Regions from separate parts of the Mus musculus genome. Here region 1 is linked to region 2. Evidence: chromatin loops called from intact Hi-C (ENCODE). Cell type or tissue: left cerebral cortex. All regions are shown on one strand. Links, peaks and the distances in the headings refer to the core of each region. The heading gives the core; the rest is flanking DNA.

What was found. A loop is a pair of places that touch in the nucleus more often than their neighbours do. Peaks named below come from ENCODE experiments on the same cell type or tissue, not always from the same donor. Only the 100,000 strongest peaks of a DNase experiment are listed, where the experiment ranks them.
Region 1: a loop joins it to region 2, with 2.4 times the contacts of the local background. A loop is called at or near these places in 2 of 42 quality-filtered maps.

The regions. Positions count from the first base shown.
Region 1 is chr12:44,989,286-45,000,802 of GRCm38, reverse strand. The region is part of intron 2 of Stxbp6 (syntaxin binding protein 6 (amisyn)); the gene reads left to right. Among named protein-coding and RNA genes, the nearest start is that of Gm38487, 24 kb to the left of the region's middle. In left cerebral cortex, for the core only: no CTCF peak of the experiment used is centred there; a DNase peak (open chromatin) is centred at 7,187; H3K27ac peaks cover 775 bases.
Region 2 is chr12:45,066,629-45,078,145 of GRCm38, reverse strand. Stxbp6 (syntaxin binding protein 6 (amisyn)) reads left to right here and starts at 3,663. Exons shown (of 6, transcript NM_144552.3): 1 at 3,663-3,951. In left cerebral cortex, for the core only: CTCF peaks have their summits at 4,209, 5,727 and 7,140; DNase peaks (open chromatin) are centred at 4,262, 4,759, 5,780, 9,607 and 3 more places; H3K4me3 peaks cover 3,012 bases; H3K27ac peaks cover 3,014 bases.

The DNA.
Region 1 (11,517 bases), core at 2,203-10,202, 77 kb after region 2:
CCTTAGCTGCCTCCTCCTTGCAGGAGTAGGACAGTTCCTGCAATTATATTCAGTGATCATGGGAGTATGGTGGTTCCACACTGAAGGAACGACTGTAGCCCTCAGAGTGGCTACAATCTACAGTCACTACTTGCTAACTAATGGCAAGTCCAATTTGAGTTTTGCACTTCTGTGTCCCTTTTGTCTATCCCTATCAAAGGACCTTTCTTTCTCTTATAGAACAGTACAGGAAACATGGTATGGAAAAATAATGAAAAATTGTCCATCTTAATCAGATCTTACCAGAGGTTACAAAGGAGGGAGCTACTGACACAGAGTAGCACGTAAAACTGCCTGTATCCACATGCTCCTTTCAAGGCCTGTAGAGAGTTGTTTTCAAGATTGTTTTCAGTCTTGTGGCTTGTTCAGCAAATGATTATTACAAAATACACATGCATCCACGCATGCACAAGTGCGCGTACACACACAGACACATACACATACGATTTTGGGGTCAGGGGCATGGAAGAATACATAGTTTAAGATAGAAAAACTATATTTAGCTTAGATTATAAACACTGATTACGTGGGAAGTTCAAGGCATAGTAAGGTTGGTTATATATTGTTTCCTTAAAGGCAAATTAATCTTAAATGGGCTGAGTATACACACACTAGGGAAACAGATTTGGTCCATAGTTTTAAATGGTCTCAAGGCATGTTATTAACTTGTTTGGAAGTACAGGAAAATGTTCAACTTCTGCAGGTCAAAATTACTTTCTGAAGAAGTTATTTCCACAGAAGGGTATACTGTCTTCTTACTTCCTCTTCACCATCTCCTCCATCTAACCCCAAATTATCAAGCAACATTCTATTTGCTCTGTATGCCTCTTACCTTGGTCAGGTCTATGTCCTTTTTTAAGATGTTGGCCCCTGTGATAGTATCAGTCATTTAAAGCCTCATTACCACCATTTAGCCTGAGTGACCATATACCATGCTGGCTTTGTTATTACGGCTCTCTAGAATAACTTGAAATCAGGTATGCTGATACCTCCTACAGGATTATTTTTGCTCAGGATTGCTTTGTATGTCTTGAGTTTTTTGTGTTTCTATGTGAATTTTAAAGAAGATTTCCACCTCCATTTCTGTGAAGAATGTCATGTGAAATTTCATGGGTATTATATTAAAACTATAGATTTCTATTTAGCTATATAGATTTCTATAAAGCTATTTTCACAATATTCTTCTAATCTATGAGAATGGAAGGTCTTTCCATCCTGTAATGTCTTCTTTGATTTCTTTCTAAAATGTTTTAAAGTTTTCACTGTAAAGCTATGTTGCTTCCATAGTTAGGTTGACTCTAAGACTTTTGTTTTGAGGCAACTGTAAATGGGAGTTTAGTTGATTTCTTCAGCTTGTTTTTTATTGATAAATATGAAAGCTACTATTTTGGTATGTTAATTTTCTGAAAGTGCTTATCCTAAGAGTTTTCTGTTATGGTCTTTTTGTTTAAGATTGTTTTATTCTTTGTATGTATGTATGTGTGTGTGTCAATCAACACACAAGTGTCTGCAGAGTCTAGAATAGGTTGTTGGATCCTCTGATGCTAGAGTTATAAAGGAGTTATGTGGCTCCTAACATGGGCACTAAGAAGTGAATGCCAGTCCAGTAATGACCAACAAATGCTCTCAAGAGCTGAACCATCTCTCCAGCACTTTGTAAAGTCTTTATGATCTCTTGTGTATGTAATAATATCATCTGCAAATGAAAGTATCTATTTCTTTATTTCTTTCTCTTATAGTACTATTGTAGCTAATATTTCAAGCATTGTATAGAATAAGATTTTAGAAATTTATACCTCTGCCTTGTTCCTTACTTTTCTGCAAATATTTTGGATTTTCCCCCCATTTAATACAGAGTTAACATTATGTTTGTTATATATAGGTTTTACTGTATTATGGCAAGTTCCAGTGGTCCTTAATCACTTTTGAAGCTTATCATTGAAGATGGGGTTTTGTAAAACCTTTCTGCATCTATTGAGATATGTCTTTGTCAGTGTTCTATTGATGTGAAGAGACAGCTTAAAGAAAGCACTTAATTGGGACTTACTTACAGTTTCAGAAATTTAGTCCATTATATTATGGTGGGAAGCATGGTGGCATGCAGGCAGACATGATACTGGAGAAGTAGCTGAGATTCTCACATCTAGAAATTAGAAATGTAGGCATCAGGAAGAGAGAGACTTGGAATAGGCTTTTTGAAACCTCAAAGCCCACCCCCAGTGATGTGCTTACCCCAACACGGCTGTATCTCCTAATTTTTTCAAATACTGCCACTTCCTGGTGACCAACTATTCAATTCTATGAGCTTATGGGAACCATTCTCATTCAGAACAATCACATTCCACTCCCTGGCCCCATAGCTTTGTAGTCATATCAAAATTCAAAATGGACTTAGTCCAACTTAAAACATCACCATAGTCTAGCACCGTCTCAACACCGTTTAAAGGTCCAAAAGTTCAAAGTTGAATGTTTCTGTTAAGACTCAAGGCAGTCTCTTAATCATAACCATAGGAAAATTAAAAAACAAAAATAAAAAAGCAGATCACATACATCCAACACATAGAATATAGAATGGTACAGAATTTCTACTCCAAAAGGGAGGAAAGAGAGCATAGTGTGCAAATCCTAGTTCAAAATAAGACCTGAAATCACCAGGGCAAAGTCCAAACTCTGCATCTCCATGTCTGATGTGAAGGTGCTCTTTAAATCTCCAGCTCCTTTGAGCTTTGTTAACTATAACACACTTCGCTCTCATGGGCTGGTTCTACACCCTCTCAGCAGCTCTCCATGGCAGGCATCCCACCATTCTGGTGTCTTCAATATTTAAAGATTATCAACAAAATCCAGGGTTTACCTTCACTGCTTCACATAAAAGTCTCTCTGGGCATTCATGCAGGGACACTCCTGGTCTCAGCACAGCTCCTTAGATTCAGAGAGATTATTTCCCAAGCCGTTTCTTGGAACTTTGACTCTAAAGTCAGAAATACAAGGGCCAAACTGCCTAGTTCTCCAGCTTTCTGAGACTGGAAGTTGGTCCTCTGCTTCAATTACATACGCTTCAGCATTTGGTTCTTGATGTTTTCCTTCACAGCTTAAGCTTTTCTTTAATTTCTTTCCGCAAGTTGGAAGCTTAGCAGGGTTGGGTTTTGTCATGAGGTCACCACTTCCTCCCATTTAGCATCACACTTTCCTTTAAACTTTTTTATCTGATGGAACACTGGACTTCACTTTATTATGCTTCCTGGTGCTCCTTTTCTTCTTATAACTGTATAGTTTGTATTTTTCCTTGCTCAGCTTTCTCCTTTCTGTTATAGGTCTGCTTAGGAGTGACCGCTAATAACCCCATGGCAGCATCAACACTAGACTGTCTTAAAATCTCTGCCGATACCACTAATCCAAACCTCTTCAATTTAGCATCAGGAAGATTCTTTTGAACAAGGACAGAAAACAGCCACACTCTTTGCCAAAATAACACACACAAAAACAATGGTCCCTAAGCCACTTACTAGTATTTTTCCTTTCTGAAACTTATTGAGCTGGGTCTCTGTATTCCAAATTGCCCCCATCACCGTTTGCACACATCTACTAGGATAGCCCATTAAGCACTGCATAAAGCATTCAACTGCTTTTCTAATCTAAAGTTACAAAGTCTACATTTGTCAACAAACAGCACAGTCAGGCCGATCGATCACAGCAACATCCTACTCCCTGGTACCAACTTCTGCTTTGGTCAGTGTTGTCTTGTTGTAAAGAGACAGCATGACCATAGTAACTCTTATAAAAGAAAGCATTTAATTGGGGCTTGCTTATAATTTCAGAAGTAATCAGTACCATCATGGTGGGAAGCATGCCACCACACAGGCAGATATGGTGCTGTTGATATCGTTTATCTTTTTAAAGAATGAACTTTTTATAGAATTGAGCCTTTGCTTTTTATTGCAGTTGTAATAATTTCTTCCCTGCACATAATTATTTCTTTCTATCTGTGATTTTGGAATTGGGGTTGTTCTTTTTTGTCCAAAAACTTAATGTATATCACTAAATTATTTATTTGAAATCTTCCTGACTTAACAAATATAATGTTGAATTTGAGTAAGGAGATTATCCTGGATTACCACCCCAGTGGGCCATGAAATCCATCAAATGAGTCTTCATAAGGGAAATATGGTATCAAATGAGTCACCTACACAGAGGAGACAGTAGTATAGATGGAGTTCAGTGTACTGCCTCTACAAGTCATGGACTTCCCTGCAGAGAGGAGATGGAGGTGTAGATGGAGGTCAATGTACTGCTCCACAGGTCGTGGAACTTAGTCACCTGTCAGCAGCTGGAAAGGGCAAAGGACTGGTTCACCCCTAAAGGCAGAGAAAGCCTGGCTTGCTGATCCTTCTATTTTCGACTTCTAGCCTCCAAATCTGTTGGAAAATAGGCACATAGTTTGTTTGTTTTTTTAAACAATTTTTAAGTAGATATTTTCTTCATTTACTTTTCAAATGCTACCCCGAAAGTCCCCTATACTCTTCCCCTCCCTGCTCCCCTACCCACCCACTCTCATTTCTTGGCCCTGGTGTTCCCCTGTACTTAGGCATATAAAGTTTGCAACACCAAGGGGCCTCTCTTTCCAATGATGGCCGACTAGGCTCTTTTCTGCTACATATGCTGCTAGAGACACGAGCTATGGGGGTACTGGTTAGTTCATGTTGTTGTTCCATCTATAGGGCTGCAGATCCCTTCAGCTCCTTGGGTACTTTCTCTAGCTCCTCCATTGGGGGCCCTGCAGCACATAGTTTTAACTAGTTCATTGCTACCACAAATTATCATAAATTAAAGATTGTTCCCCCTTTAAGACATATTAATGCCTTTCTTTAGACATGGAATCATTTATGAAAAATATCGAAGATATCTGAACACTCAAGCTAACCAACAGCTCTTTAGCAGAAATTTAAGGAAATACATATGTATTAATAAGCATTTGCATGTGCTTACAAACAGGCAAAGAAATATAATATGTTTTGGGTGATTCTTTTATTTTATAAGCTTCCTGGTTTGGTGTCTTCCTCTGGACCCACTTGCTTTTGAGTCACATCTTTGTGGACTTTGCTTATTTGAAAAATCTATTTGCAGTGTTAAGCAAAACTGTTGTACTTAGTTACATGAGTTGCTTATTTGATATTCTCTCTCTCATGTGTGTGTTTGATGAATACCAATAGTTTAACATTTTCTCAACCTAGAACCTTTGTTCTAATGACAATGGGTTCTAATTATGGGATTGAGAGGAATATTTCATGTTGGAAAGCATTAAATGATGCTTGCAGAACATATGAAGTCTAATTCTGTCACTTCAGAATGTGGTTTCATGTACAGCACCGATAAAAGAAAAATATGAAATTATACAGTGGTTTTAGTAGGACTTTTCCATATCATTTAATTTGAAATAAGCTTATGTGTGTTGATGGTATTTTCTAAGGATAATGTTTTTTAAATCTTTTAATGAAAATTGTAAATGTACAGGAGTGGAGAGACTAGTTTAACCAAACCCTATATACTTGCTATCTAGTTAATATGCTATCCTCCTGGCCTGTTATCTTGCATCTGTTTCTTATCCACTTTCCATTGAATTACTTTTGTAAAAATAATATCTTATTTATTCATATTTCAATTACTCTCTATTTAAATATATTTAAAACCATTTTTAAATGTAATCAAAATAGCAACATTGCAACAATAGATTCAACTTTGGTGACTTGACGGCCTCAGGTGCATTTATGTATAATACATGACAATTTAATGAAACTAGATGGTTTCCTAAGTAAAAGTACAGTACCTCAAAAAAAAAAAAAAAAAAGAAATGACCTTTATAATAGCAAGATAATTAAAATGTAGAAAAAACTTATGCCTCTTCAGTTTAGCAATTATATAAAAAATAAGTAAAAACAAACAAAAATATAAAATTACATTTGTATTAAATGTATACGACTTTTCTCCTTGTCATTATTTTCCAAATAATGCATATTTGCAACTATTTGCATAGCATTTGTATTGAACTAGATTATTAGTCTTCTAGAAATACTGTAGAGTATGTTGGAGGATTTGTAGATTATAAGCAATCACCATACCGTTTTATCTATGTGATGTGAGCATTCCTTGATCTTGGTATTTCTAGGGTTGCTGGTCCCTATACACAAGGATATCTAGGGACTATACGGTTGTATTGACAAACGGCACCATTATTTTGTTGTTGTTGTTTCTAATACTGTCATTTAGATTTGCATGTTTATGACTTTTGCATTAATATATACTATCGAGGGCTTGGCTTCATGCTCTCAGTGTTGTTCATGAGATTCATTCCTTCTTGCTGCATGTAGCTGTAGTTCTCACTGTCATTGCTAAAGAGGATTTGATCATAAAGAGCACCACTATGTTTCATGCTATTGATTGACTTTTAGAGGTGTTCCAAGTTAGGCATTGTAGGTGGTGTTGCTCTACGATGTTTCAGACATATATGTGCTTGATGTTTAGACTGACATATTCTTTTAGGTCTATATTAGGGATAAAGTTCTCAGGTTGAGTCATACATGCCTCTTTAGTTTTGGTAGATAGAGAATTCCCATTGGTGGAATTACACTCTTCCCAGGCGTATACTGAGCACAGTAATTTCACAGGTGTTCATTTTTTGTTTCAAAGTATTTGGTAAGCAGGAAGGTTACTGAATGAATTTGAAATTTGGCAGGTAGGTTGCTATTTTTGTTAACTTAAAATGCTAAAGGAAATTGATTTTTGGTCAGATTAAAGGCTTTTTTGTATGTATATTCTATACTGTGGAATATTTTCGTCTGTGGATTATCTCAGTCGGTTAGTAACTGCCTGAATTTGTTCTGTCTGTCCCTGTAAAGGCATTTGAGAAGGGTTTGCCTTGATTCCTCTGGGAAACAAATGCATTGTTTGCATAAATGTCTATTTAGGGTATCTGATGAGTGAATTATGTTCTTGATCCATTCCTAGCTTCTCTTTCTGTGCTTGACAGTGGCCCTTGATGGTAATAGATTTTGTGTGTGTGTGTGTCATTCCTGGGAATATGTGGGCTGGGCCTCTTGGCATCCCACTGAAAAGATCCTCCATGTCCTCATTTAGTTCTCCATCGCTGCTCGCTGCTCTTGCACCACACTGTGCTTCTTGGTCCCTGTTTCCACAGAAAGCCATCTGTGTTCCCTTCTGTAGTTGTTGCATCATGGCTGTCAGCACTATGAGAGCATCAGCCGCAGCTTATAATTCAACCACAGAGGCTGAAATCTGTGAGTTATCTTGCTTTCTTAATACATGTGGAGCTCTGTATTAAAAGCACATTCCTCCTTTGCTTTTTTTCCAGAAAACTTGTCCCACTTCGTTCATCAAGGTTAGATCACTCGAGGGAGATTTCTACTAAGACATGGGCCACTTTAGTTCACTGGTTTCTAAGAACTTGACTCACAGGAGTCCACCTTGGACTCTGCCTTTTTGTTCTTGGGTAAGCTCTTCTGAGCAGTTTTGTAGGGATTCATATTACATTTTCCCCTTAAGTTTTCAAGCTCTGGTGATTCGTTCTAGCTGCTCAACATGATAGCCTATGTCATTTTGGTCTTCTAGCTCCTTTCAAAGGGCAGTCCCTCAGTATTTAACAGCCTCATACTTTGTCGTGCTCCTCCGGCTATCATGTATCCAACACTCTGTAAAACTGTTCTTGCCAGTAAACTGACAGCACTCCTGTGTGCTCATAGAAGAAGTTACCCATGGATTACAGACTGCCTGCCTTCCGTCATCCTCCTTAGCATCATGTGGGCCACTTCTCCTCTTCTACCCTCTTGCTTACTTTTGTTTTTGTTTCTGTTGTAAATCTCTAGCACCATTAACTCTTAAATGTGGAGACTCCTGGGTCTCTGTTCTAAGTGATCCTCTTTCACATTCTCTCTGATTTTCTACTTTGTTAGTAGGAAAAATTAATAAATGCTAGGGGGTACTAGTATGTTTATATTTTAAATTATAGGAAAGTGATAATAGTACAATGAAAATTAGCATAAACTGTCCAGAATACAGAAAAATAAAGCAGAAACTGTAATATTTTATGTTATTTTCTAATTTTTGTCATAATTTCTTTTAAGGTAAGGTCAAATTTTTAGCGATAGAATGTTTGAACTTACCCTTCTTTGATTTCAAATTTCATCATAATTTTAATTCACTATAATTGCTACATGGTCTGTCTAAAAAGCCATATATTCAGTCTGTCAGATTGATATAAATATTTTAAGATAATTTGACCCATCTTACCATTGTTGTACTCTCTTTACTGAAAGTATTTTGATCATCTTTAAGTCCAGTGTGCATGTGTCTGAAAGCCATTTAGTGACTAATTCGAGAGAAAACTTGTTAGATTATGTTTCTAAGTAAGTGACTTTGGTGATGGACTCATGAGTTAGCAATCCCTTAGGACAGTGCCTAGCATAGGCAATGCTCAATGTCAATGGTTGCTATTATTTTTGCTCTTATCTTGTAATGTAAGAAATTTCTTTTTAAAAACGATTTCATTAATTTATGCATATTGATGATATTAAATGCATCTGTGTATGGGTTTGTGCTCATGGATATAGTGTCTACAGAGGGCAGAACAGAAAATCAATCCCATACAGCTGGATTTACAAGCCATAGTGAGCTGCCCTCTGTGGGTTCAGGGAACTGAACTCTCATCCTCTGAAAGTGCAGCGAGAAAGTACTCGTGACCACTGGGCCAAACCACCATTTATAGGAAATAAGTGCAGATGCTCTTGAAATCAAAATCGCCTGGTTTATTCCTATATAAGAGAGAGTTGGAGGGCTATTTTTAATAATAAATTATGAGTCCTTGAAGGCATATCTTTTAAGATACCATGTCAGTCACTGGTGAGCGGTGCAGAGACATAACTACACAGGGTCACCTTCAGCAGCCTTAGCAGTTTGCCCTGACCTCAGTATAGGCTAAAAAGGGATTTGTGGCTTTGATGTGGAAATGGATTTCAAGCCTGGCCAGTTTGGAGCAGACTTGGTGCTTTTTATTAAATACAATTTAATGTAGACTTTATCTCTAGGGTTGGATGAAATGGACAGCCGGAAAGAAATACCCAAGTGTACTTTCTGCAAGACTGTCACAATTAAGTAACATAGCACTAGCCACACATGTCATTTTTGTAGCTCTCAAGTTAAGTTTTTAAAGGATTGATAAGAAACCTTCCTTCCTCCATTTTCATTTCTCTTTGATAAGACGGATGGTTATAGGGATGCTATGGATGGAATTAGGATCTCATTAGAGAAAATGGAATCTAGAAGAGTTGCACAAGGGACTTCGTACATGTCCTTTCTATCTATCTTTTAAACTAAGGGTTTACATCTGGAAAGGGAAAAGTCCTTAAGTGATTACTAGTTGTGCTGGAAATCATGCTTTGCTGCTGGCAGAGAATCTTCAACTAGGTTCCTGGGTGAGGGACTCCCTTGTTTCTCATGTTTCTATATCTTCTCTGTCTTTCTGTTCTGCCTCAGTCACGTACAAAGTTGTTCACTGAATTAAAGACCTTATATAGTCCTTTGTCCCCACATTGCTAATAGGAAACAAGCCCAGGAAGCATCCTGTTTCCAGTCGTATCGTTTAATAGTAGTAGAGACATAACAGGCCTGTAAAGTAGCTCAGGTGACATCTGGGCACACCTGCCATAAAGCAGTGTATGGAGAAGATGCTGAAGTATTAAGCAAGGAACCAAAAAGCAACTCAAGGGGAAGGTGATTGAGATATGTGAAGATCGTGAGATTTAAGACTGGAAAGAGTAGCAAAATAAGAAAGAAAGATATTTATAAAAGTAAGATGCACAGACAGGAAGGACTAGGGTAAGAACATGGTAGCCATGTGTCTCTTCTGTGTGAGTGTTCATGGTCTAGAGTAGCAATGGAAAAGGTGGCATGGGGGACCTTGGCTTAAAACTCTTAACTACTTAACTAGGTAGACTTGGAGTACTGAAAAGCCCCTCAAGTTTAAGCTTTTAATCTTTGAACTCAGTGTGACGAAGGCAGAGTGCACTGCGCTCTGTTCGAAACGTTGACATTTTCAATGGAATGGAATGCAACACAGGGGCGTCCGAGAAAGCCCTCCTACGATTTGTCATGTGCACCCAACAAAGTGCTGCCTGTGTGCACATTCAGCTGATGGGTGAGGACTGAGCGACCCTGATGCGGTTAAAAATAACTTTAATTAGAACTTTATCCCTGGAGCTTTGAAATCCAGAAAAACTGATGTCTGTGGTTCTGTTTCTGCCAGTAATCTGAGCCTGCCCTGCCCCAGCTGGGACTTCTAGTTTGCTCCTTTGGTGGAGGGGTAGCATGCCACCTCACCTCAGAGTTCAGCAGAGTTCCTCATCTTTGTGTATGGTAAGCAGGCTGCTGTTGCTCCCAGGCAACAAGCTGCATCTGACTGCTAAAGAAATGGTGGAGAAATGTTAAGGGCAGAAAACAAAGAGCAAATTCACCAAGACCTGACTGAAAACTAAACCAGAACAAACGCCAAAACTGTGATTTCTGTTTCAAATCTGTTTGGAGGGAAAGCAAGTCATTTACATGTTCAAGATTCTTAATGCCAAAAAGCCAAAGATGAATTCCAGTTACAGCATTAGGATGCAGCTAATTAGCTGCCACCAAATTAGCCTTTTTAAATAAGAGAATGTGTATTCAGTTGAGTTCTCTGATGCTTTAGAGTCAAAACTAGAGCTTGTACTGTTGGAGGTTTTTAATGAATTGTCGGAAGGCTATTCTAATGATCGAAACCATGTTTTAGTTCTTTCTGTGAGTTATAACCCCAAAATAGGGCCGTGCATTTTATGGAATATTCTTTCTTTCTTTATTATTATTATTATTTTTTTTGTGCTGTAAAAAGGCCAGTTTTCATTATAGGTAGCAATTACATTTTCAAATGCCCTCTTGTTCAGAACAAAATCTGGCAGCTTTCATCCAGTTTACCTTTGAAATGAAAAATTCAGAATTAAGTTACTAACTGACATAAAGACCGTAAGACTGCTGAAAGATATGCAAATTTTAAGGTTTCAACACCCAGGGAACATTTAGAGTGACTCACTGACCAGTTAGGACTCTGTCCTGCTAACCTTATCCACAAATGGCAGCTTATATAACTCACAAGCTTATGGTTCCGCCTCGGACTCCAGTGGTTGTCTTGGCTCCTCTGCTCTGCACCTCTGTCTACGTCACCTGATTCTCCAGACCTGCCTTCACTGGACCCTCTCAGATGACAGGGTGTCTTCAGTGGCCACAACTCAGTGGTCACAGGTTTACCCTACAAAGGAGTGAGATGAGGATGAAGCAAATGATCTGCCTGTTTTTCACGTGGTCACCCAAATGAAGGTGCTGTTGAAGAGGCAAGGATAAGATGTTCCTCAGTAACACTCTCAGCCTCTGGTTCCTGAAGGTCTCCCC
Region 2 (11,517 bases), core at 2,320-10,319:
ATCTCTTGGGACTAGGTTATTGACATTTCTTTTATATGAAAAAGGAGCCTTATTCTAAGAAGCTTGGAAGCTTAAAAAATAGACTCTTCTAGCTTTAAAAACAATAACTAATTTGGAGGGTTATAAACAAGATTGAAATGTGAGATTTCAAATATTCAAGAGTTTATGTTAACAAAAGTGCTATTTGATATTTTCCACTAAAAAGTTGGTAAATTGATAAATTCCTAAATTGTTGTTGCTTAATATAAATTCACATCCTCGGAATGAAAATGTGAGGAGGTACTAGCTATGCTATATAGCTGGTCTGAGGCCCCCAGCACATATATAGCAGAAGATTGCCTAGTCTATCCTCAGTGGGAGAGGACATGCCTAATCCTAGAAAAACTTGAGGCCCCAGGGAGGCAGGAGGCATGGTAAGGGGAACATCCTCTTGGAGAAAGGGGGAAGGAGGAATGGGATGAGGAACTGAGGTAGTGGGGACCAAGAAGTTGCTGGGAGGAGAGGCAACAGCTGGATTGTAATAAATAAAATAATAATAATAAAGAAAAAATAATATCAACATTAAAAATGTAGAGGTGAATCTAGTCCCATATGCATAGATGGCACTATTATATCTTAAGGGAATCTATTAAAATGCTGTCCTATGACATCAGTGCCCTGCAACAAACCATATCACTTAATCAGGTTGGTTTATTTATTGGCTTTTGAGATATGGTCTTGTTATATAACCCTTGAACTCATGGCAATTCCCCTGTCTCTGCTTTTCTAGTGCTGGTATTGAAGATATAAGCCACAAGGCTCAAATTCATTTGTTATTTAGATAGCATTTCCTCCCATTTGGCTTAGACAACCTAAGGCATCTAAATCCACAAGAGTTTTAGGTTGAGGTTTCACAGTGAGTTAGGACACTATTGTTTTTATATAATTTAATACCCACAAAGGTCGTGTCCTTGTAACCATGAGATTACTTATGCCACAAAGGAAGAAGGAAATATCACTTTTATGTTTTTCTTCTTTCTCAAAATAATAAGTTAAAAGTACTTAACTTGGCAGCTGGATGAAATACTGTGTCTTTTTCGTTTCTATCATTACAAGATTAAACTTCAAAGACAGACCATTTCTGTAACTATATGCAAGAAACAGACAATGCTAGCTTTTTACGGGGTGGGAACAGGCTTCACTCTGTAAGAAGCTCTTTTGCACTATGTTCTTTAAAAAAAAAATCACTATTTGTTGTTTACTCATATAAACTTTAAATGTGATTATTTTAATATCGAAACAGAGAGACAAAAGGCAAGAGGTCGTCGAATCCCTAATGTGCAGGAACACACACATACACAATATGAAACACTAGCAAAATATTTTTCTTGTAAGCCCCTCCCTATATAAATGTTTATTTCCTGTTCTTGATGACATCATCATCATTATTTTTTTTTTAAAACAACAATTCTTAGGAACTAGGGGAGGTACAATACAGGCCTGGGAGATTTTGATGATTGAAATTTTTATTTATTTTGCAAATATTTGTAACTACCTGTTATGTGATAGGCCCTGCTCTAGGTACTTCCTCCTCATCAAAACTTCTGGAAACCTTCTGTGTAAACACTCAAGCATTTTTTTTCCCTCCTTGAGAGTTCTGCGGGCTTAAAATACTTCCAATAGATAAAGGGTAGTTTGTTCTGAAGCAGACACTAGCAAACTGTTCGTTAAAGGGCACTTTGTACAGAGGGCAGCCATCTTGTCTAGACCTTCAGTACTGAGGGGGGATAGGGGAAAGATAAACATTAAGGTGGTGAGGAAGAAGAGTGAAGGTGACAATAGAAACTAATACCAGAGGATCTTATTAACTGATTTGTTGAAATAGTCAAAAATTTATTCCAATGTTTTATTAGCAATATCCCAAAATTAAAAAAGCTGCTCTAATGGATGAAGTTTGCTACCTTGGATAACCTTTGTAATGTATGTCAAGTCTAATTTGATAGGTGATGATCAAGGATAGTGCGTTCTTATTGCCTAAACTCTCACTATTAAAAAAACCCACAACCACACACCACTTCTAAACCTCTCATAAATAATGAGAACTGTCTTCTAATTCAAAGCTGAGGAAAATACAGCTGTGGAGAGAAGCCATTTGCTCTCCTTAACTGATGGAGGAATGGCTGAGAGTGACAGAAAACCCGATTATTATTTTTCGGTAAAAAAGATAACCCAACCACACGTCTTTCCAGAGATAAGCAGAACGCAGACAGCCTTATCAGTGAAATGCTTCGGATTTTCATAAAACAGCGATCATATCACGAGCAACCCTTTCTTCTCCTCCGAACTACTTTCCTAACTACTGCTCAACATGTCTTCCCTGAAGAGGTATCTTTGGATGATACTGATTTTCTTTTTTTCCTCTCCCGCGTCTCAGCTGGTTCCAACACATTCTACCAAATAAAAAGCAGGCATCACAGACTAGCAATCAGGAGCTCGGGGTCCCACCTTGCTCTCTTCATGTACCAAATCTTGCAGCTTTCTCTTCCGCCAGGGAGGATCAGGCCAGAATGAGGTGGGACACAAAGTGGAAAGGTTGGCCAAAGAACTCGGTGATCAAATTAAAGTTTTAATGCAGTATGAAACGGAAAGAAATCAATACAAAAATTAAGGATAAAAATATCAAAATTTTAAATAAAGGCAGGGCCGGTACTACGGGGGCGGGGGGGGGGGGCTTCCTTTTGTTTCAGAATGTAATATGCCTTTCAGGGACTCTTGAGCAGCTAGGCTGAGTCTAGTTTACCTTGCAGTGAGCCCAGGTGCTTAGACTTCGGAAGCGTCCTCAAAGTTTGTTCTCAAAGCCACTTTCCGCATTAGTTAACTCCGAATGATCCAGCGTTTATCACTAGCTCGCTTCTGTCAGGAAAACCTATTTCCCCTTGCACTTTGAAGGCAGTCTGAATCATCCTGGATCCTTGCCAGCGCCTTGCTAAGCCACCGTGGGCAGGCGCTCAGCACCTCTCCTCTCCACAAAACTCCTTGGTTCAGATTGGCTGAGCAGCCACTGGACCCAGCAATGGGTTTTTGGTCTAAACTCTAGTTTCTTTTTTTCTTTCTTCTTTTGTTTTTCCTCTGGCAAGACTCAATTACCGGAATATTCTGAACGAACAAAACCCTATATGTTAACCACTTATTTATTTATAAAATAAAATCCAGCAAAACCAGGTCTGATTTCCTTCACGATAGCCTTGGGCGCTTAGAGCACAGCAGTTGCTCTGCCTGCGGAGCTCCCTCAAGCTGGCTTCCTCCTTCCCGCTTCACTCATTTACTGGGCTTGCCAGGCCCCATTAGCTCTTGGATTTTGTCACCCCAAGTAAGCTTGCGACTGAATAAAACCCCACCTGCTGGGCCCACATTCCTGTAGCATGTTGTTTTTTAAATACTTGCTTGCAAAGGCTCCCAGAAGCAGCCCATCTTTCCAGCCCACAAACTTCCCACAACCCATGGGACTCTCACCGCTTTGCACTTGCTAACCCGCGCCCCAAGGGCTCGCCCCCACTTGTCCCCCGGGCTCTGGGCCTGTGGCGGGGCCCCGGAGCCCTGGGCTACCGATCTTTGCCCCAGGCCAGGTCGTTGTGGCTCGCCCACAGCAGCACTGGGCATGCTCACAGGCAGCGGCGGGGGCAGGTTGGTTTTGCTAGCTCGCACTCGGCGGCAGCGGGCCGGCGCGAGGCTGCAGCTGGAGCTCTGGCGCCCGGAGTTGGAGTTGCCAGGAGTTTCCCCGACCCCTCCCTCCTCGCGCACAGCGGCAGGAGCCCGCGCGGGAGCGGCGAGCCGCGATCAGCCAGAAGCCGAGCCGGCCCAGCTTAGTCTGCAGCCCCGATCTCCGCGCGGGGCAGCCGCGGGGGAGCCCTGTCTTCGGTTGGGACGCGTGCCGCGCACTAGGCACCGCCCGAGCACGAGCCAGGCTGCACGGTAGGTTCCTGGCGTGGGGAGGCCAGGCTACCCGGCGTACAGTTGCAGCTATCGCGGCTGCGGGCTGGGATGCGCGGCGCGGGGCAGGCGGAGAGGGTAGGCGCGCGGAGAGCCGCGCGGGCAAGTTGGAGGGCGGCAGGAGAAGGGGCTGGACACAGGGCTCAGCTGCTTTGTGCGCGCGGAACGGGGTCGGGGTAGCTGATTCTCCCTCCAACCCCGGACCAGGAGTGGGAGCTACATTGGCCAGAACCTAGCAGGTCAGATTCCCGTGAGAAAGTTGGTGGTGGAGCCCTTAGGTCCGCACTGCCTGCTCGGCAGAACGATCCCCCTGGGCTGCCTCCTGGAGAACTCAGTGGGTCGCAGCGCCCCTAGCCAGAGCTCTCTCCGCTGAAATTAGCGAAATCACCCCATCTATGAATGCTGGCATCTTCCAGGAAGATCATCGATGCCAAAACTGAGGCTGGTACTTCTTACGGGGTTAGCTTCCGGGCCCCTTAGCTTTTGCCCCTTCCCCCAACCTAAGAAGTGGTCAGGGGCTCAGCCAAGGCCTCCCTCGGGGCTCCGAATTCTCTTTCAGAGCGCGCCAGAATCCGGCTCACCCATATGGCGGGTCAGAGAAGCTGGAGTAGATGGATGGCTTGTTTTTTCTTTCTGACTTTCCCCAGGTTTACATTATCACAGACCCCAGGACCCAAAGGTCAGTTAGAGAGTTTAGAATGGCACACCGTTCTTTAGGAGGAGTGCATGCGAGCTTGTTTGCTTTGGACTTCGTTAACAACCATCTCCTGTTTCTATCATTCTTCAACCCGGACTTTGTGGGAAGGAGCAGGGACCGAGGAATGCCTTCTTCATTTCATAGTCTCCTAAGGTCTTCTGGGAGACTCCGAGGCCCTGAAAACGGCAGTATGCATATTGCACGGATGTTCAGGATGGCCACGGTCCTTCTGGGTCCACCCCCCCCCCCCCGCTTGTTGTTTTGAGTTTTAGAATTGTGCCTGCACATCAGTCAGAGCAGTGCTGTCCTAACAGGGTGTGGTGGAGGGGAAAAGGGTTGAGGTGTGTGGAGGAGTTCAGCCCAGGCTGTGAATAGCTGTTTGCCTTGATGAGGAGGCTGCATTGGGAAGAAATACAGAATAATTATGCAGGCACCTCACTCTTTTAAATCCCCCCTTCTCCTTTTCTTTCATCTCTTGGCTGAACACCTTGGTTGTTGGTTATGTGTGTTAAGTTTTTAAAGGAGAACTCACTCTGACAAAGTGGCAGGGTTTTGGGAGTTAACCATTTTGGTGTACGTTTTTCTCTTGGGGATTGTAACATCTTGGGGAAGGTTTTCAGATGTGGGGGTCCCATGGTGTGGCTACACAACACAGGTTCTCGAGTCACACAGACCTGAGGGCAAGTTTTCCCTGATGGACAAGTTATTTACCACTTTGAACTTCAGCTCTTGTTTGTGTTGTTTGTTTTGTTTCTGACAAAGTGGGAGATAACGGTGACCCTATCTCTTTCTGTTGTGAGACCTGAGTGAATGACGTAAAGGGAGATGAAGATTGCTAAGAAAACACAAAGATGGTATCTAGGCCTTAGGTTTTGTTTCTGTGCACTGTGCCCAGCTTTAAAAACTCTGCTTATTCTTGATTATAACAATCAAGTCTCCCCGGACTGTGCAGTCTTCACTACAAGGTTTAGTTGCTGAGGTCTGTGGAAGAAGCCATTGACACACACCTGCACGGCTTCTCTTGATTTTTATGGGTGGGAAATCCCACTTTCCTGTCTGAGGGAGGCAGTGTGGTATAATGGAGGAGACCATGGGACCTGCCCTAGCACCATTCACAGTCCTGGCCCCCGCAGAACTGTCTGTGTCAGCAGGGCTTCTTTTGTGATCCTAGGATGATGAAGAAATCAGCAAGTCCTGGGATGGAGCTCTGACTTGGCTTTTCATAGTGACCTTGAATTAAGGACTCAAGTCTCCTTGCTGAAATCAGTCTGTGAGATTAAAAACCAACTTAAGTGGCAAGGACAGGAGAGATTGCATGCCACCCAGTTAACAAGGATTTAATGAGGCTCCCGAGCTTCCCCAGAAGTATACCCTGAGCCTAGCTAGAGCAGAGATTCCCAAATATGAGTGTTAGTTCTTGATAACTCATGAATTGCTGGCTTTCACTTCCAGTCTCTTGACTCTCTAGGTTTAGAGCAGAGGTATGGCAGTTTGTATTGCTAACTAGCTTCCGATGACACTAAGGCTGCTCCCCAGCCATGCCTACATAGAATCACTAATTTCTATAGGGGGAGAAAGAGAGGGGGCTGCTCCAAATTAGTTCTCTGTAGTGGAGACAGGGTTTCTTCCAGGAGCTTTTGGAAGTTGCTTTAAGCACTTTGAACTTCAAGACATGTGTCAGCTTCTATTGCCTCATTTTAATGATTCTAGTTGCTTTTCTAATGAGTAATTTTACAAAAAGATAAGATTGCTCTTTCTTACTGTGTAGTACTTCTTCTCCAGTCTGTAGAGATTTGGTGATCCTTAGACGTGTGTGGGCTGGTTGCCAACCTGAGAAGAAGGACCCTTAACTAAGGAGTTACTTCTGTTGTCCTATAGGCAAGTCTGTGGGACATTCTCTTGCTTATGATTGATGTGGGAGGGCTCAGCCCTCTGTGGGTGGTGGCACCCTGAGTAGGTGGTCCTGGCTTCTTTAAGCAAGTTAAGCAAGCCCTGGTGAGCAAGCCAGTAAGCAGTGTCCCTCCATGTATCCTGTTTGAGTTCCTGCCTAGATTTCTCTCAGTGATGCACTGTGATTGGAACATGTAAGCCAAAGAAATCCTTTCTTTTCCAAGTTGCCTTTGGTCATGATGTTTATCGCAGCAACATAACACATGCCAATACAACTAAAAGAAACCATACAAAGTTCAACAAGTATTCTAGCTCCTTTTTTGAGGCTCTTGGATATTTGTGGAAAGTTTGCACCCAGACTTGACGGCTGAAAATGTGTGGTTATGGGACAGCACATCTTGAAAGCACATTTAAGAAGGATTTTTAAAGAAATGTTTTCTTTGAATAGACAGGTTGCTCTGGCCTTTTGGAAGTGTGAAGTGCATCCCATGCCAGTTGACCCATGGTGATGAGACTTAGCCAAAGCCATTCATGCATTCTGGAAGGTGGTAGCCTTGACAGTGACCTATAGCTTCCAGGGTGCAGCTATATGCACTACCAGCAGGGTGCCAGGATGAATTAGCTTTTTAGCATTGTTTAGATTCAACTACTCTTTCCCTTGCTGCCCACACCACTGAGGGACCTGTGCAAAGAGATCTTACTATAACTTGCTATGAGCTGGATGGTGGTCTTGCGTTTTAACTACTTTGCATGAGAGAAGCACTAGGAGTCTGCCTGAGACGTGGGAGTTTATAATGTTTATATAATGAGCACCCCAAATCTGGATATATGAGGTCAGTCAGCACTTTCACTACTTCTTATGTTGCTATGCCAAATGGCATCCTGGCTCACCCATGGGCTTTATCTTAGCCTTCCATTTGTGCTTTGTTTAAGCATTAAAGTGATTAACAGTGGGGGAAACTTAGCAGTAAATCAGAAGCCTATTCAAAACTCAAGTATACCACTTAATGTGGCCCAAGCCTGCCTTCCTGACTGCAATCAACGCTCGGGGAAGGGACGGTTGTCATTCTTCAGATCCAGTAGCTCCTTTGGATGGTTCCTCCCACTTAGCACAAGCAGGAACTCGGCTGCCTTAAAGCTCCTCCCCATAACCTGGTGTGTACACTGTGGGTGTTTCCCTTACTTTCTGCTGCTGTGTCGTGGCCCCCCGCCCCTTTCATGTGTGAGGTTTTCTTGTCACTGTTGTTGACTTTTCTCAGCGGCAACTCCCTGGTGTCTTTGCTCCTTTACGGAGTCTATTGTAAGACAATCATTATCGTATTTCATGTCTCTGTGGTTGGCACTGTTGGTGTTGAGTTACAGAGAGTCAAAGTCCAGAAGTGCCATTCTCAGCCTTCCTGAGAGTGCTCTTAAACAAAAACTCCGGGTTACACCGCAGTAGCTCAATTTAAAAAATACATTTGTTTGTTTTTCATTTCAACATTTTCCAGTTTGAGAAAACCAGGCAGCTTAAAAGTATTATGAGCCCGTGCGTACTTTTTTCCTTTTCTTTTTTTCTTTTCTTATTTATTTATTTATTTATTTATTTATTTATTTATTTATTTATTGTTGCCTGCTGCTAGTGGATGGCATTAGAAAACAAAGCAAACGTACCTTGTTACCCCATACAATCTGGTTTCTTCTCATTGCTCGCTAGCTGATAGAATTGAGTAGCAGTTGGATTGGCTCAGAATTTCTGAATGTGTTGGGAAAATGCTGTTGGGGTGGATGCCAATAGGTTTGCTCTTCTAAAGGACAAGTCAGTTTGGGGAGCAGCACCCGTTACTTTCCTCTCACACAGAGACTCTAAACATGTGCACCACCTTATCAAAGGAACCGAGATGTATTCCACTGAATACTGTCGACAAGTACTCATTCATAATTATCCAAGTCAGAATTTCCCAGAACACACCATTGTTGAGGTTTGTGTATCTTTGGGGATGAATTACTAAATTAGGATGTGCCAACCATTCTAATATGATCTCTAATACTATTTTGGATGAAATGGTTTGTTAGGGGCATCTTCTGGGTATTGATTGAATAATGAACTCTGTAAGGGATGACTGGTTGGTTTGCAAAGGAAGAACTTTAAGCTGTGGCTAGGAAAGTCTCCACGGAGGGACTGAGATACGTTCTTGTGAATAATGGAGCCCTACTCTCCTGCAGACGCAGAACATTTCATGTTGATGGTATGATACCGAAGGACTGTGGGCACTAGCACTTGTTTCTTTGTAGATGATTTTCGAGGCACACAAGACAAAAGGGGTGCCTTGAACAGAGTGAGCCGAAGAGATTCTATGGTGGTGGTTCAAAAACCAGTGGCACGCTTTCTCAAGTCTTAAGATTACAAGTAGGTTCTGACAATGGCAGGAAAGATATTTGTGGGTAGGAGGAGGTACAGCACTCAGAGGGATTTCCAAGGGGAGGACTGTTTCAGTGAGGGATAGCTGAGAGTAGACCAAAGTCATCCTTGCACAGCGAAGCTCCCGTAAGAGCTCCATCGAAGAATGCTGGGTAATGAGAAGGACTTTCCAGGAAGAAGGTTCCTCAGTAGAGTTTCAAAAATAGCCAGGAAGAAGAACTCTTGCAATAAGATGACAATAAAGAGGCTAATAACCCAATTTAAAAGTAGAAAGAGGATTTGCATAGCTATTTCTTTGAAAAAGAATGTGAAAATTTGCTCAGTGCCATTAGTCAGCAAGGAAATGTAAATTCAAACCATACGGAGATGCTTCCCATCCATGGGGGGTGGGGGGAGGGCTGTGATGGAAGAGACATGTGTGGAGAAATTGGTCCTGTTTGTGGAGTATCGGTAGAAGGTTAATAGCAGGCAGTCTGGAAAACAGCTAGATGGTCCCTCACATATTAAATACTGGTCGCATAGAGAAGAGTCCCTCCCCAAGGGATTCCCAAAGGAAGTGCAAGCATGTTGGAATAAACACTTGAGAGTGAATATTCATAGCAGCGTTAGTCATAGAGCTGAAAGATGGAAAGGAGCCCTCCTCCATCAACTCATGGATATATGAGACATAGTGGATCCACATGATGCGAAACAGTTTTAGCCAGAAAGGGGAGTTGCATGCTACAATATGGATGAGCCTTGAGCCTACTGTGTGAAGAAAAGCAGGGCACAAAAGTCACATGTTGCATGATTCCTTAATGAAACACCCAGAAAAGCCAGGGTGTTGGAAATGAGACCGAGAACCAGCAAGTGACTTGGGGTTTCCTTTGGGGGTGATGTAATGTTTTGGAATTAAATGGTGGTTACATAACTCTTGAAAAATATTGCATTGCATACTTTAAATGGGTAATTTTAAAAAAATAGTATATGAGCTACAGTGCAATAAAAATTAAAAGTGTATGGTGGGCTGAGAATTTTCAAAGTCGCCTAAACAGTCACTAATAGTCTCAGGTCAGCTTCTGCTACTAAAACCACATCTGGTTTATTCATTTCTCCTTGTCTGTGGGCTCTAAGGTTCTCTGTCATTTTTTATTACACCCCCTTTCCCTCCCTCCTGAATTGAAAGGATTTTGCCCCTTCACCCCTGGGTGGCCAGGGCCTTGTGGTCTTCAGATGCCAATGTTTTTATTAGATTCCCCTTCTGAAATAAATTCTGTAATTGGGCTTCCTGATCCCGAGCCAGCAGAAGGTCTGATGACCTGGCAGCTTGTGCTAAGCTTCTCCTGTTGGATTTGACTGTGGTAGACATTTAGTGTCATTTACTGCTTCCTGGAATTCTCTCAAGATTGCCCTCTTTGTGGTAAACCTAACTGTATTCAGACCTCCATGTGCTGATTGTTATTGTGTGAGCATCAGTGTGTCTGGGCCGAATCCTGACGCTAAATATGTATAACCCTACTGGGGCTGAGGCAGTTGCCCTGTGGGTAGAAGGAACATTTTCCTCCCTTTCCTGGTGTGTCGTAGCAGTGCTCAGCCACATACTGGATGTGCCAGGGGATCTTGCTTGAATGCTGTCTCCCTCTCAGCCAGCTGCTATGGCACTTGAGATTCTGCAGTTCTCACTAACCCGGGCTTGATGCAGATGCTGTTATCCCACGTGTCACACATAAAGTGAAGCTGATACACTCACGGCGGAGAAGGCAGCGTCGGGATGGGGCGGAGCTGGGTGGGAAATGTGGCTCCACCATGTGTTTGCTGTGGGACCTTGGCAAGTTAATTACCACATGGGCCAGTTTTCTTTCCACATCAGGTTAAGACTGAGCTCACAAAACCCTGCTTAGCATAATGTCTCAGAATAGCAATGCTGTTTGCCTTTCCCACTCCCCAAGCGCCCAGAATTCCATGGTGAAAGCAAAGTCCAAACAAAACAAACTATGTATATGAAAGAGGGTTCTAACTTGTGTGCGCGGGTTGCTATGGAGAGAATGATGTATGAGATCAAATCAGAGTCCTCTGGGAAGAATTTTCTGTTAATATTACCATTGTTTTGGTGAGGTTTCTATGTTACACTCAAGTGAGTCTGGGTCACTTTAAGTCACAGGGATGAGTCCTGTCTACTTTTTGTGTGTAGTCTTTCTCTGATCAGAAGACCTTCATCCCAGAGCTGTCAGTTGGTGCCACAGTTCCTTGGAAAGGTAGAGTCTTCCCATCCTTGTCTAGCTTCTTACTGACATTCATCTCTGATGCAAGTAAGACAAACTAAAGGGAAGAAAATGCACAGAGCAGTGCAACCCCGGGAGCAATCTCTGGGGGGTTAAGATTGCAAATATTTGCTTCCTGGTGGCCTTGAGAAAAATCTGGCCATTTTGCTGCCTTCTCTGAGTCTGTCAGCGGTGGGTAGGCTAATAGGGGTGGATTAGGCTAATAGGGAGCACCTGAAGAGGAAGGGGGAACTAAAGCCCAGCAGGGACCATGGTTGTCCTACCAGGAGTCTGTGCTGGGTGCTGTCTCCGCTTCCGTA